Regions from separate parts of the Homo sapiens genome. Here region 1 is linked to region 2. Evidence: chromatin contacts called from ENCODE Hi-C or POLR2A ChIA-PET data. All regions are on one chromosome and are shown on one strand. Each heading gives the region's core, a stretch centred on a gene start or an enhancer-like site at or near the end of the contact. The rest is flanking DNA. Distances are from core to core; before and after follow the strand shown.

Region 1 (3,154 bases), core at 535-3,034, 6.7 Mb before region 2:
AGTGTTAAAGACATTTTTCACCAAATCTCATAAAACTAATTCATTGTAATTGTGGACCTGACTACACATAAACTTGTAATTAAGTATTTTGAAACATACCTTGTTTCTGGGTTGTACCTTGTGGAAAAGCAAATATAGTAAATAGAAGTTGCCAACACTGAAGAGAAGATTAACAAATCTGAGCATCCCAATGGAGCAGACAACATGTTCAGACCATGCAAAGATCCAAATGGCAGGTTTGACCACTCCAACTGACACCAGGTACAAGCCAGGTAATGTAGTAATCATGGGATCCCACTTTAAAATGAAAGAAAATGAAGTAAAAGCAAGAGGTAATACGAACAAGACAGACACAAATATGTCAAGCCCAAGTCTCATCTCCAGCAACAATCAGAAATTTTGAGAAGTTAGTCTATGACAAGATTAAGTAAGTCCTTGGCAGAACAGGATTAGTTTTTCTTATTTTTTGCCCCCGGACCAGCTTAGTGATGGTTCAGGTAGCAGCAACCAATAAACAACAACTTAAAATCTATTTCTATTTTCCAAGAAATGTTCTTTAAAAGCCTTTATTTTGATAAATAAACTGCAAATGCTCCAGTTTTTAAAAGCATGGAAACATTGTTTGGGACTCTAAGTTTAGGAAAACATTTGGACCACAGGCTCCATGATGACAGCTGACATAAACTGAGACAGAAATTGTGCCAAACCCTCTGTATTGTAACATTACAATATGCCCTATAGTAAAGATTATTGTCATTTTGCAGATGAGTAACCTGAATTTCTGAAACTCAGAACATCTCCAAGATCACAAAACTAGTAAATCACAGCACCAAGATTTAAGATCAGATCTTTCTCTAAAACAGACTTTATATTTCTAGCCAGTACCCTATATTGTGTCACCAGAAAAGCAGGGGATGTTTATTTTGATATTTATATGTACATACTTGCACAGTCAAATATATATTCAAAAATGATGTGACTTGACTGGTTGCCAGTTTATCCAGTCAACAGATAGTTCACTAAAAATACCCAGGGAAGGAATTTGTGATTATAAATTGTCACTTTTTGGTAGCCGAAGATCCCTCCAGTCCACCCTATCCCACCCCTAAAATGCACAGTGAGGTGCTTAACAGGTGAGCTAAAGGGAAGTTTTCTGATATTTCCAAGGAGCACCCGAATGCCTTTAATCCTGAGACAAGGAAAAACAAAGTGGGATCGATATTGTCAGCTGCCAAGAGGAGCGCTCAGTTCCCCACTAAGTATTCTCCCAGATCACTCCTCCCTGGGGATCAGATCTGCTGTTTATTCATTCATTTAATAAATATTTCACAGATCTCAGAGACAGGAACAAAAGACTATACCCAGTTTCTTTCATGTTCTGAGGCTGGGGTGGGGTGGAAAGGGACGAGTTAAGTCTAAAGATGGGAGAAGGAGCTGGGGACGCTGGGACCTTTCAGGCCTCTCCTGGGGTGGGGACAGGTTGGGCACCCCACCTGGGAAAGGGAGAAATGGCCCTCACAGTAGCGCTGCGCCTGAGGCAGGTGGAAGATCTCGTCCATGTAGGGCTCTCGCAGCGCCCGGCTGAAGGCGGAGAAGAGGAGGCAGGACACTAAAAAGGTACAGCTCAAGGCGGCCGAGAAACAGTAACCCTCTAGCTGCGCCATTCCTGCTCCCACAGCCACTGCCCAAGAACCCACTCCTGGAAAATTCTGAGCCCGGAAACCCGAGCTGGAAACTTGGGCTCGAAATGGGCGCGCTAGACAGGACTAGCCAGACGGGGCCACATACCGGAAGGCAAAGGATGCTGGGAGAGCGCGGATCCGGAAAACAGCGGGTCGCTGTTTCCTGGAGTGACGGGTTTAGATAACGGACCGGATGATTACCCTCTCCATCACATTACTCGGGGCGCACAGTGTCAAAACTTCCGGAAAGGGCGGGTCTCGGATTTCGCGAGCGCGGGAGGGGCGTGGCTTGCTGCTTTGGAAAAAAAAAAAAGCCGCTTCTTAGCTTGGATCTTTTTTCCTGCTCATTTCCATCACTTACCAGAAGGTGGCGACGTTTCCCCACGTTTCCAATTCCAAGCCCTAAAATTAACACATTTTTTTCCCCCGTTATTTCTTTTCTTTCTCTCCAGTGATCCGAATTAATTAAACCCTCAATTCCAAGACATTTCATTCCATCAACCTTGGAGTGTAGGAAGGGGGCGTTGGTTGTGATAGCAAAGACTGAGACTTTCAGATGAAAACTTGAAGAACCAGAGACCCGTCAATGCCGAATGAACTTCAGTGAGAGGAGTGTTTGTTCGTTTGTTTGTTTGTTTAGGTTAAGAGAGAACTCTTTCAAAATGTGGATGCTCTCAGAGGATTTAGTAAAATTGACACTCCTAGTGCACTCTCATAGCCATATTACCCTGTAGGATTTGGAAGAAAATATATATTTTAGAATTTGGGATGTTTTAGGTGTGCCTGTAAATTAGGTTGTTAATATTTATAAGGCAGCCTTCTGTTTTTCCTACTAAATCATAAGCGTGAACATCTTAGTGGGTGGCATTATACATCCTTTATGTTTGTAGTCCCCCAAATGGCTTTCACACAGTAGGCACTTAAATTTGTGGACTTTTATAGGCTGTGTAGACATCATCAAATTCCTGTATTCTGGGATTAGGTGTTGGGGGCAGGAGATGTGGTAAATAATTTGAAGAATGCCGAAGATAAATTATGTGTTGGAATTTTGTCTTGAGCATGGTTGGCCATGTTTTGTAGAAAAACTTTCTCTCAGGTAACCTCAGTCAGGTTGCCTTTGGCAGGCATATATCAGATTGAGTCGGGATTTAAGGTTGCAAACCTCAGAGTTCTCAATTGAGCTCTTTTTCTGGGTTAAAAATAATTCAGTATTTCTGAACTTAAGAAAGTTTCTTAAATCAAGCTGACTGCCTTTCCAGTCTGTCTCTGCCTGTTTCCTCAATGATAAGAGGAGGTAGTGGTGAATGAGGGCTGGGACGGGAATATTTACATTACTGGAATAAAATCATGTCAGGATTCTACTCTGATGTGATGCTTAGCTTTGCTTTAACCATCATCTCCCATTTTATTATTGATTCCATGCTGTACTTATCTGTTTAAGTCACTTGTAACACATCTCCAGATGATTCAGT
Region 2 (3,253 bases), core at 253-2,752:
ACTCAAGTCCCTTATATAAAATGGCATCATATTTGTATATAAACTAGGCATATGCTGTGGTATACTTTACTTTAAATCATCTCTGGATGACTCATAATACTTAATACAACGTAAATGCTATATAAGTAGTTGTTACACTATTTTTGTGTTATTTTTATTGTTGTAATTTTATATTGCTATATTGTTATATTGTGGGCCAACTGTACCTTTAAAGTTCTTTCATAAATTTAACAAAGTAGGCATGCTTGGTAACTGTGAACAAAATAACAGAAGTCTTCTGTCTTCAGGAAGCTTATATTCTAGTGGTGGGATAAAGCAGTTAACAGGGCAAACACAGTTTTTGCCTTTATGAAGTCTAGCCAAGAGTTCTGGGGGTTAATGAATTTATAATTGTCTGTGGGCAGAGATATATTAATACAAATTATATTGACTACTCTATTTCATTAAAGATTGTTGTATCATAAAACAATGCAATCAAGATTCAGGTTTTTTCCTTTAAAAATACTGTATGCATTTAATTGTAATAAAAGAACATCAACTCCTAAATCTCTTTCTGTAAAAGTATCTGATGGTTCGATTTTACCAAGCCTAAACTGAAAAGATTTGCTCCAACAGAAAAACACCTGTGCAATTGATCACTAAGATTTGTTTAAAAATATATATATATAGAAAAACACCCGGATTAGAATAAATGAGAATGAGGAACAACTTAAACACAACTTATACACCCAGTTGTTTGGGGACCTCGGATCTCTTCTGCATAAATGTTTTAAATGGTCTTAAATCCACTAAAGTATTTAGGGGTCAAAAATCCAAATCCCCACAAGGGGCTGGACATCATAAATGAGTGATGCAGGCTGGCTGTAAAATAACAGAGGGGCTGTGGCAAGCTGGAGACTGTTTTCAAACAGTTCAAAAAGGCTAGGCAGGACATGCTGCCAGATCCTCCGATTTCTCAAAATCATCAAAAAAATCTAGATATTGACACATTAGCTTCCACCTTTTTTTTTTTTTTTTTTTTTTTTTTTGAGACAGAGTCTCTGTTGCCCAGGCTGGAGTGCAGTGGCGTGATCTCGGCTCACTGCAACCTCCGACTCCCAGGTTCAAGCGATTCTCCTACCTCAGCCTCCCGAGTCCTGGGATTACAGGGGCGTGCCACCACGCCCGGCTAATTTTTGTATTTTTTTTTTTTTTTTTTTTTTTAGTAGAGACGAGGTTTCGCCATGTTGGCCAGACTGGTCTGGAACTCCTGACCTGAAGCGATCCTCCTGCCTCGACCTCCCAAAGTGCTGGGATTACAGGCGCGAGCCACCACGCCCGGCCAGCTTCGGCTTGTAAACATCAGCAACTCATTCAAATATCAAAACACAGGGCAGGTCAAAATGCATGTCAGGTCATACATAGCCTGTGAACTCAGCGTAGACTTCCAGTGGGTGTTAGTTACCCCACATCAGTGTCCTGGGATCGTAGGGGTCTCTCAGGGCCTGGTATCCCACTAGACTAATTGTTAAGCAGTACTAGGCTGTCACTTGAATCACACAACGCAGCCTAAGTTTAAAGGTAACGCAGAGCAAATAGAGATTATTTGGGATTTGGACCCCATGTCATTTAGATCGGCGCTTCCCTCTCCCGTCCCAGCACCGATGAGGCATGGGTTATGAAGTATGTGACTGTGGTGACCACTTGGTATTTCTCTTAATGAGAAGGAGAGCTGATGGGATGAAAAGAGTTACGTTCCACAACGGGTAGACGGCGGCGTCATTTTCCTCCAGAGGCGGGGTGGAGTCGATCTTAAAGGGGCAGGCACCGTCCTCCCTGTCTCCTTACCTAGCTTTGCTGACACCGCCCTCGGAAGTAAAGCATAGGGCTCGCCTGTCACTCGCCCTGGCGACTGTTCCCGCTCATGCTTTACATTTCCGGGGTCCCGCTACCAAAACTGAGCCACGCTCTAGCAGAGCGCCGCGGCCCGGCAGGGGGCGGGACGGACGGCGGCCCCTCGCGGCCCCGCCCTTTTTCCCAGCAGCGCTTTCTTTCTCCTCCACTTTCTTAAAGGGACAGAAGCGCGAAACCAAAGGGCGCCCTGACCTCACCTGGAAAATAAGGGAACGTTAAATCTGTGTGCAATGTTTGTAGAATTTTGATTCCTAAAAAGTTCATTCTGAAACTATGCAACACCTACTATGTGCCAGTCGCACTTCCAGGCACCGGGCATAGAGTGGTGAGCAAAATAGACACCGTATATTTAAAAAAAAAAAAAAAAAAAGACACAGTATAAGCCCTCTGTGCTGCCTACATTCAACTGCGATTAAATCATAATGAATGTCCTTTCTTTTCTAATAATTCATAAATTCACTAGCAATTTATTTGCAGCCTATATCACTCGAGTCTGGATCTACATATATCCACCTTTCAACTGGACCCACATCCCACTGGCCCCTCAACTCAACACTCAAAGTTAACTCACCATCTGACCTGACAACAATTAAAACCTGCTCTGGCGTGCTAGAGGGGGGAAAACGGTCCAAAACTAAGAAACAGGAAAATCGTGTTTCTGCATTTTAGTTTGCAGTTTGAGAAATGCACTGGCACCTGCCTGTTCAAAATTAGAATTTGTCGCTTGGGTTCTGCGCTCCTGCCATGGGTGTGACAGCTTTCTGTCTTTCCATGTAAACTGGAATCTTTAGGAACTACTACAAGGAAAGGAAACTTTGTGCTTCCAGTCAACAGCCCCAGATGCAGCCTTATCATTTCTTTCTTAGTTGAATGGTGTATTTGCTACATTCTTGTTGATAAGCTATACACCTTGCATTTCACAGTATTCTGCCTTAGATTTCCTGTGTAATAACTGATATAATGTGTTTATGAACTGCATTCATCCACTTATGAGCTGCTTTTTTCTTAATTAGTTGCTGATGTAAACGCTTGTTTTCTCAACTATAACTTTTCATTACCACACACTCTCCGATTCTCCTGCTAGCAGTGAACCTTGATCCATGTTCAAGATCAATTTCTATAAGAAATATTGTTTTTAACCAGCTTCGGTGTTCTATCCCAATTAATAGTTTGAACATCCCAGTCACTGCCCAAGAAACCAGAACGAACAGGCTAACCTAACATTTTTACAAAAGAGGGTTGGTTCCTGGAAAAAAGCTTGGTAGTCATCACTGAAGATGCATTTAATAATGTTTGGATAACTCATTCAAAACTTGCAACTTGGCTGAAGGGACTGCAACATGCCTTTCCTGTCCCATAA

The links. A loop is a pair of places that touch in the nucleus more often than their neighbours do. ChIA-PET counts read pairs that join two places held with the same protein, here RNA polymerase II (POLR2A). Pooled maps may share reads with other maps.
Region 1: a map of CD8-positive, alpha-beta T cell shows a loop between it and region 2 (24-fold over the local background). The contact joins the promoter of ALG10B here to the promoter of ETFBKMT in region 2. A Hi-C loop is called at or near these places in 1 of 168 maps with a recorded cell type or tissue (CD8-positive, alpha-beta T cell) and 5 of 50 pooled maps. POLR2A ChIA-PET finds 5 or more read pairs at or near these places in 1 of 52 experiments (CD8-positive, alpha-beta memory T cell).

Annotation. Positions count from the first base shown.
Region 1 is chr12:38,315,404-38,318,557 of GRCh38, reverse strand. It overlaps ALG10B (ALG10 alpha-1,2-glucosyltransferase B), which reads right to left and starts at 1,784. Exons shown (of 3, transcript NM_001013620.4): 1 at 1,494-1,784; 2 at 100-297. The coding sequence starts at 1,664. RefSeq lists an enhancer at 1,514-2,713.
Region 2 is chr12:31,657,937-31,661,189 of GRCh38, reverse strand. ETFBKMT (electron transfer flavoprotein subunit beta lysine methyltransferase) reads right to left here and starts at 1,502. Exons shown (of 4, transcript NM_001135863.2): 1 at 1,401-1,502. RefSeq lists enhancers at 1,555-1,714, 1,632-2,133 and a silencer at 1,835-2,144.